2 separate regions of the Homo sapiens genome follow, and region 1 is linked to region 2. The links are chromatin loops, found by intact Hi-C in ENCODE. Cell type or tissue: pancreas. All regions are shown on one strand. Links, peaks and the distances in the headings refer to the core of each region. The heading gives the core; the rest is flanking DNA. Region 1 overlaps SLC44A2 (solute carrier family 44 member 2 (CTL2 blood group)). Region 2 overlaps KEAP1 (kelch like ECH associated protein 1).

Evidence for each region. Hi-C counts contacts between places; a loop is a spot of excess contacts. Peaks named below come from ENCODE experiments on the same cell type or tissue, not always from the same donor. Only the 100,000 strongest peaks of a DNase experiment are listed, where the experiment ranks them.
Region 1: a loop joins it to region 2, with 2.1 times the contacts of the local background. A loop is called at or near these places in 11 of 110 quality-filtered maps.

What each region holds. Positions count from the first base shown.
Region 1 is chr19:10,634,931-10,637,833 of GRCh38, reverse strand. SLC44A2 (solute carrier family 44 member 2 (CTL2 blood group)) reads right to left here. Exons shown (of 22, transcript NM_020428.4): 12 at 2,761-2,860; 13 at 2,579-2,671; 14 at 2,319-2,403; 15 at 1,249-1,511; 16 at 1,078-1,172; 17 at 87-190. Among named protein-coding and RNA genes, the nearest start is that of SLC44A2, 11 kb to the right of the region's middle. RefSeq lists an enhancer at 752-1,274. In pancreas, for the core only: no CTCF peak of the experiment used is centred there; a DNase peak (open chromatin) is centred at 1,193.
Region 2 is chr19:10,490,758-10,493,660 of GRCh38, reverse strand. KEAP1 (kelch like ECH associated protein 1) reads left to right here. Exons shown (of 6, transcript NM_203500.2): 3 at 1,399-2,084. Among named protein-coding and RNA genes, the nearest start is that of KEAP1, 11 kb to the left of the region's middle. RefSeq lists an enhancer at 1,242-1,742. In pancreas, for the core only: a CTCF peak has its summit at 1,407 (motif pointing left); DNase peaks (open chromatin) are centred at 1,440 and 1,780.

The sequences.
Region 1 (2,903 bases), core at 96-2,595, 140 kb before region 2:
GATCAGACCCACTGGGTGGGCATGGGGGGTGGTCCTCTCACCCAGCAGGAGCTGGCGGGTTGGTTGGGGGTCCCAGGCCCACTCACCATGATGTAGGCATTCCTATTAAGGAATTTGATGAACTTCTCCAGGCACCAGAAGCAGCATTTGAGACAGGTCATGAGGCACTTGGCAAACTTGTTCTCTGCAGCTGGAAGAGAAGGGAAGGGATGTGGAAGTGAGGGGACACCAGCCTGACTTGGAAGGGATCCCCTCTTCCCTATCACACACACTTGCCAATGTCCAGGTCTCCTGAGTCCACGCTGTCAAAGAGACAGGGACTTAAGCCCAGGAGTTTGAGGCTGCAGTGAGCTATGATGGTGCCACTGCACTCCAGCCTGGGTGACAGGGTGAGAGATCCTGTCTCTAAAACAAAGTACCATCAATCCCAGCCCCAGAGCCCTTCCTCTAAGAAAAATAAACCAGTTTTTTTTCCTTTTTTTGAAATGGAGTCTCGCTCTGTTGCCCAGGCTGGAGTGCAGTCGCTCGGTCTCGGCCCACTGAAACCTCAACCTCCGGAGTTCAAGTGATTCTCCTGTCTCAGCCTCCCGTGTAGCTAGGACTGCAGACGCACACACCACCATGCCTGGCTAATTTTTGTATTTGTAGTAGAGACGGGGTTTCACCATGTTGGCCAGGCTGGTCTCCTGACCTCAGGTGATCCGCTCGCCTCAGCCTCCCAAAGTGCTGGGATTACAGGCGTGAGTCACGGCGCCCGGCTAATAAACCAGTCTTATTCCTGCTCTCTTCAGCGCAAATATATACCACTCCAATTCACTCTGGTAATAACCAATGGTGGGCCAGGCCTCTTGGGCCTGTCCCCTCAACAGCAAGAATTCCACCCAGTAGGTTCTCTGGTTTGCTCCTCCATCGCAGGACTCAATCACGCCAACTCCTGAACTCCACCCCGTCATAGACAGAAACCCATCACTGCTCTATTATCTTGGCCCCGCCCACCTCCAAGCAAGACCCAATCCTGGTTCGCTATTCAGCCTCGCCCCGCAACAGGAGCTAATGCGAACCGTGGGTGGGACGTACCTTTCAGCCGCTGATCCAGGTACTCGAGTATCACACGGATGATCTGCACAATGGCCAGGATGAGCGCGCCAAAGGCCAGGGAGCCTGTGTGGTACCTGCGGGCCGAGGGAGTGGTCGGTGGCTGGGCCAGGCCTCGTCCTCCACCCCATCCTGCCTGCAACGCCAGCCCACCTGAGCGCCCGGCCAAAGGCAGAGAAGAGCGGGAAGGCCGGCAGGTCGTCCGGCTTGCGCAGGGCCCAGTAGTAGGAGGCAAAGGCCCCGGCCAGCGTGACCTGGCCCAGCGCCAGCACGAAGTTGGCCAACCAGAAGAACATGAAGGCATTGAAGATCTGCAGGCCCAGCAGGGCCCGGTGGTAGCCCGACTCACCACCGTAGAAGGCGAACTGGCAACGGGCATTGGGGCATTGGCGGGACTCATTGGAGGAGGGGAAGGTCTGTGGGAGAGAAGGGAGAACCGAGTCCAAAAAGAGGCACCAGGGGTTCACAGTGGGCTCTGAGCATCAGGTGTGGGGCCAGGAAAACCATGAGGTAGGACAGGAGACATAGGGATTGAAGTTAAGGGAAGGAATTAAGAGTTCAGAATATGGCTTGTGCAAAGGAAGGGATTCTAGAAACAAGACGTGGCCATCACTGGGGTCAAGAAGAGGGCATGGAGACAGGAAATGAAATGGGGAAAAATGGGCCGGGCGAGGTGGCTCACACCTGTAATCCCAGCACTTTGGGAGGCAGAGGCAGGTGGATCACGAGGTCAGGAGATCGAGACCATCCTGGCTAACATGGTGAAACCCTGTCTTTACTAAAAATACAAAAATTAGCCTGGTGTGCTGGTGTGTGCCTATAATCCCAGCTACTCGGGAGGCTGAGGCAGGAGAATCGCTTGAACCAGGGAGTTGGAAGTTGCAGTGAGCTGAGATCATGCCACTGCACTCCAGCCTGGTGACAGAGCAAGACTCTGTCTTATTAAAAAAAAAAAAAAAAAAAAAGGAAGTAGGGAAAAATGGGTGATTTAGCACCCAGGGTGAAGGCCTGGTCAAGTTGAAGAGAGGAAGCCAGCTTGCCCTGGGAAGTTGTTCGATCCAGTTAGAGAGTCTCTTCCCCACTGTGCGTCCTCCCCCACACCTAGCACAGGACATGCAACAGGGGCCAATTGTTTGCTGAACCTCCAAGTGGACATGAGAGGTTTCAAATCATCTGGGGCCTGCTGGGGCAATACCTGCCCTCCCCACCCCGGGGACGCCCACCTCTGGGTTGCAGGTTTTCGCAGTAAATGGGCAGGGGCTGTCATCAAAGATCTTATAGACCGCTTCGTTGGAAGTGGACAGGAAGCTGGAGGTTCGTTAAGGAAGCAGAGGTCTAGGACTGAGGACCCCAGGGACTTTTGTGGGAAAGAATCCATTCTCCCACCAGTTTCCAGCCCTATCCCTAAGCTGCAGGTCACTTCTAGGCAAAGTTGGTCTTTAGCCATCCCTGGGGTCAGAGATCAGTGTCTGGGGGCAGATACACAGCAGTGCTGGCCCAGTAGGCGATGCAGAGGCACAGCAAGAAGAAGGTGACCAGTGGGTAGAGCAAGGAGCACATGACGTATCCCACAGCCCTAGGGAAGAGCAGAGACACAGGCGTCAGGGCAAAAGACACAACTCTAGGGACAGCTCCATCCTGGCCCCTGGCACCCTGGCCCCCCACCTGCTGGCTTCTTTGATGAGTGCAATCGCGATGAGAATTCTCTTCCGGAGAAAGATGAGCAGCAAGATGATAATGACTTCAAGGATACTCAGAATGATCACTGCAAAGGGCAAAGGCTGAGCCGGCTGGGCTCCCCACTCCCT
Region 2 (2,903 bases), core at 192-2,691:
GAACCCGGGAGGTGGAGCTTGCAGTGAGCCGAGATAGCGCCACTGCAGTCCGGCCTGGGCAAAAGAGCGAGACTCCATCTCAAAAAAAAAAAAAAAAAAAAAAGAGTTTGAGACCAGCCTGGCCAACATGAAGAAATGCCATCTCTACTAAAAATACATAGTGAAACTCCGTCTCTACTAAAAATAAATACAAAAAAATGGCCGGGCGCGGTGGCTCACGCCTGTAATCCCAGCACTTTGGGAGGCTAAGGCGGGTGGATCACAAGGTCAGGAGATCGAGACCATCCTGGCTAACACGGTGAAACCCCATCTCTACTAAAAAAATACAAAAAAACTTAGCTGGGCGTGGTCGCGGGCGCCTGTAGTCCCAGCTAATCGGGAGGCTGAGGCAGGAGAATGGCGTGAACCCAGGAGGCGGAGGTTGCAGCAAGCGGAGATCGCTCCACTGCACTCCAGCCTGGGCGACAGAGCAAGACTGTCTCCAAAAAAAAAAAAAAAATTAGCTGCTCTGGAGGCACACTCCTGTAATCCTAGCTACTTGGGAGGCTGAGGCAGGAGAATCACTTGAACCTGGGTGGCGGAGGTTGCAGTGAAGCAAGATCACACCACTGCACTCCAGCTTGGGCAACAGAGTAAGAATCCATATCAAAATAAAATAAAATAAAATAAAAATTAACGGGGCATGGTGGTAGGTGCCTGTAATGTCAGCTACTTGAGAGGCTGAGGCAGGAGAATTGCTTGAACCTGGGAGGCAGAGGTTGCAGTGAGCCTAGATCATGCCACTGCACTCCAGCCTGGGTGACAGAGTGAGACTCTGTCTCAAAAACCAAAGCCAAATGATACCCCAGGGTACACGATCTACTGAGTCTTTGCCCATTTTCCTGAGTCCTGATGACATACTTGGCACATAGTATTAACTCTTTTTTTTTTTTCTTTGAGACAGAGTCTTGCTCTGTCGCCCAGGCTGGAGTGCAGTGGCGCAATATCGGCTCACTGCAACCTCCGCCTCCCGCCTCCCGGGTTCAAGCGATTCTTCTGCTTCAGCCTCCCGAGTAGCTGGGACTAGAGGCGTGTGCCACCACACCCGGGTAATTTTTGTATTTTTAGTAGAGATGGGGTTTCACCATATTGGCCAGGCTTGTCTCTCAACTCCTGACCTCGTGATCCGCCAGCCTCGGCCTCCCAAAGTGCTGGCATTACAGGCGTGAGCCACCGCGCCCGGCAGGATTAACTCATTTAGTCATCACAATGTACGCGGTTCCTATTATTTGAATCCCCATTTAGCAGATAAGGAAGCTGAGACTGTCAGCGGCAGTGATAAGTTACTTGTCCCGGTCCTGCTTGGTGAGGTGTGGGGGTGACTGGAGAGTCAGCCCGTCCCACTGTCGCCCTCTGCAGGTGGCCAAGCAAGAGGAGTTCTTCAACCTGTCCCACTGCCAACTGGTGACCCTCATCAGCCGGGACGACCTGAACGTGCGCTGCGAGTCCGAGGTCTTCCACGCCTGCATCAACTGGGTCAAGTACGACTGCGAACAGCGACGGTTCTACGTCCAGGCGCTGCTGCGGGCCGTGCGCTGCCACTCGTTGACGCCGAACTTCCTGCAGATGCAGCTGCAGAAGTGCGAGATCCTGCAGTCCGACTCCCGCTGCAAGGACTACCTGGTCAAGATCTTCGAGGAGCTCACCCTGCACAAGCCCACGCAGGTGATGCCCTGCCGGGCGCCCAAGGTGGGCCGCCTGATCTACACCGCGGGCGGCTACTTCCGACAGTCGCTCAGCTACCTGGAGGCTTACAACCCCAGTGACGGCACCTGGCTCCGGTTGGCGGACCTGCAGGTGCCGCGGAGCGGCCTGGCCGGCTGCGTGGTGGGCGGGCTGTTGTACGCCGTGGGCGGCAGGAACAACTCGCCCGACGGCAACACCGACTCCAGCGCCCTGGACTGTTACAACCCCATGACCAATCAGTGGTCGCCCTGCGCCCCCATGAGCGTGCCCCGTAACCGCATCGGGGTGGGGGTCATCGATGGCCACATCTATGCCGTCGGCGGCTCCCACGGCTGCATCCACCACAACAGTGTGGAGAGGTGAGTGGCAGGGCCTGGGGGTGGGCTCGGAGGGTCCTGCTCCTGGCAAGTCCCAAGACACTGAGATCCGGGTATTCTTCCTGAGGCTGTTTCCTCTTCCTGTCTTCAGGGAGTGGAGGCCTCAGGATGAAGCTAAGCTCCTTGGAGAGTTCTAGTCAGTGACCTTTGATTCTGTGCCTGGGGCTGGGAAATGCTTAGGGGACTGTCACAAACCCATATGGTTCCTTTGTGCGGAGTTGGAAAATGTTCCATCAGTTTGAAATTGTTGGGCTAGGCACTGTGGCCCATACCTATAATCAGGGACTTTGGGAGGCTGAGGTGGGAGGATTGCTTGAGTCCAGGAGACTAGCCTGGGCAATAGAGTAAGACCCTGTCTCTCTTGCTCTGTTGCCCAGGCTGGAGTGCATCTTGGGTCACTGCAACCTCGCCTCCCAGGTTCAAGTGATTCTCCTGCCTCAGACCCTGGGGTAGCTGGGACTACAAGTACCCACCACCACGCCTGGTTAATTTTTGTATTTTTTGTAGAGATGGGGTTTCACCATGTTGGCCAGGCTGGTCTTGAACTCCTGTCCTCAAGGGATTCTCCCACCTCAACCTCCCAAAGTGCTGCGATTACAGGTGTGAGCCACTGTGCCGGACCTAAAGGACTCTTTGAGCATCAAAGAGTGATGCTGAATGTGTGATTTCTCCTTTCTGAGATGTTATCTTGTTATCTGTGAAGTGGGGGATCTGGCTGAGCCACTAGGGGTTTATCAGATGTGTTTTTGAACTTGAGCAATTGATGGCTAGGAGGCTCAGTTTTGTCATTTGGAAAATGGA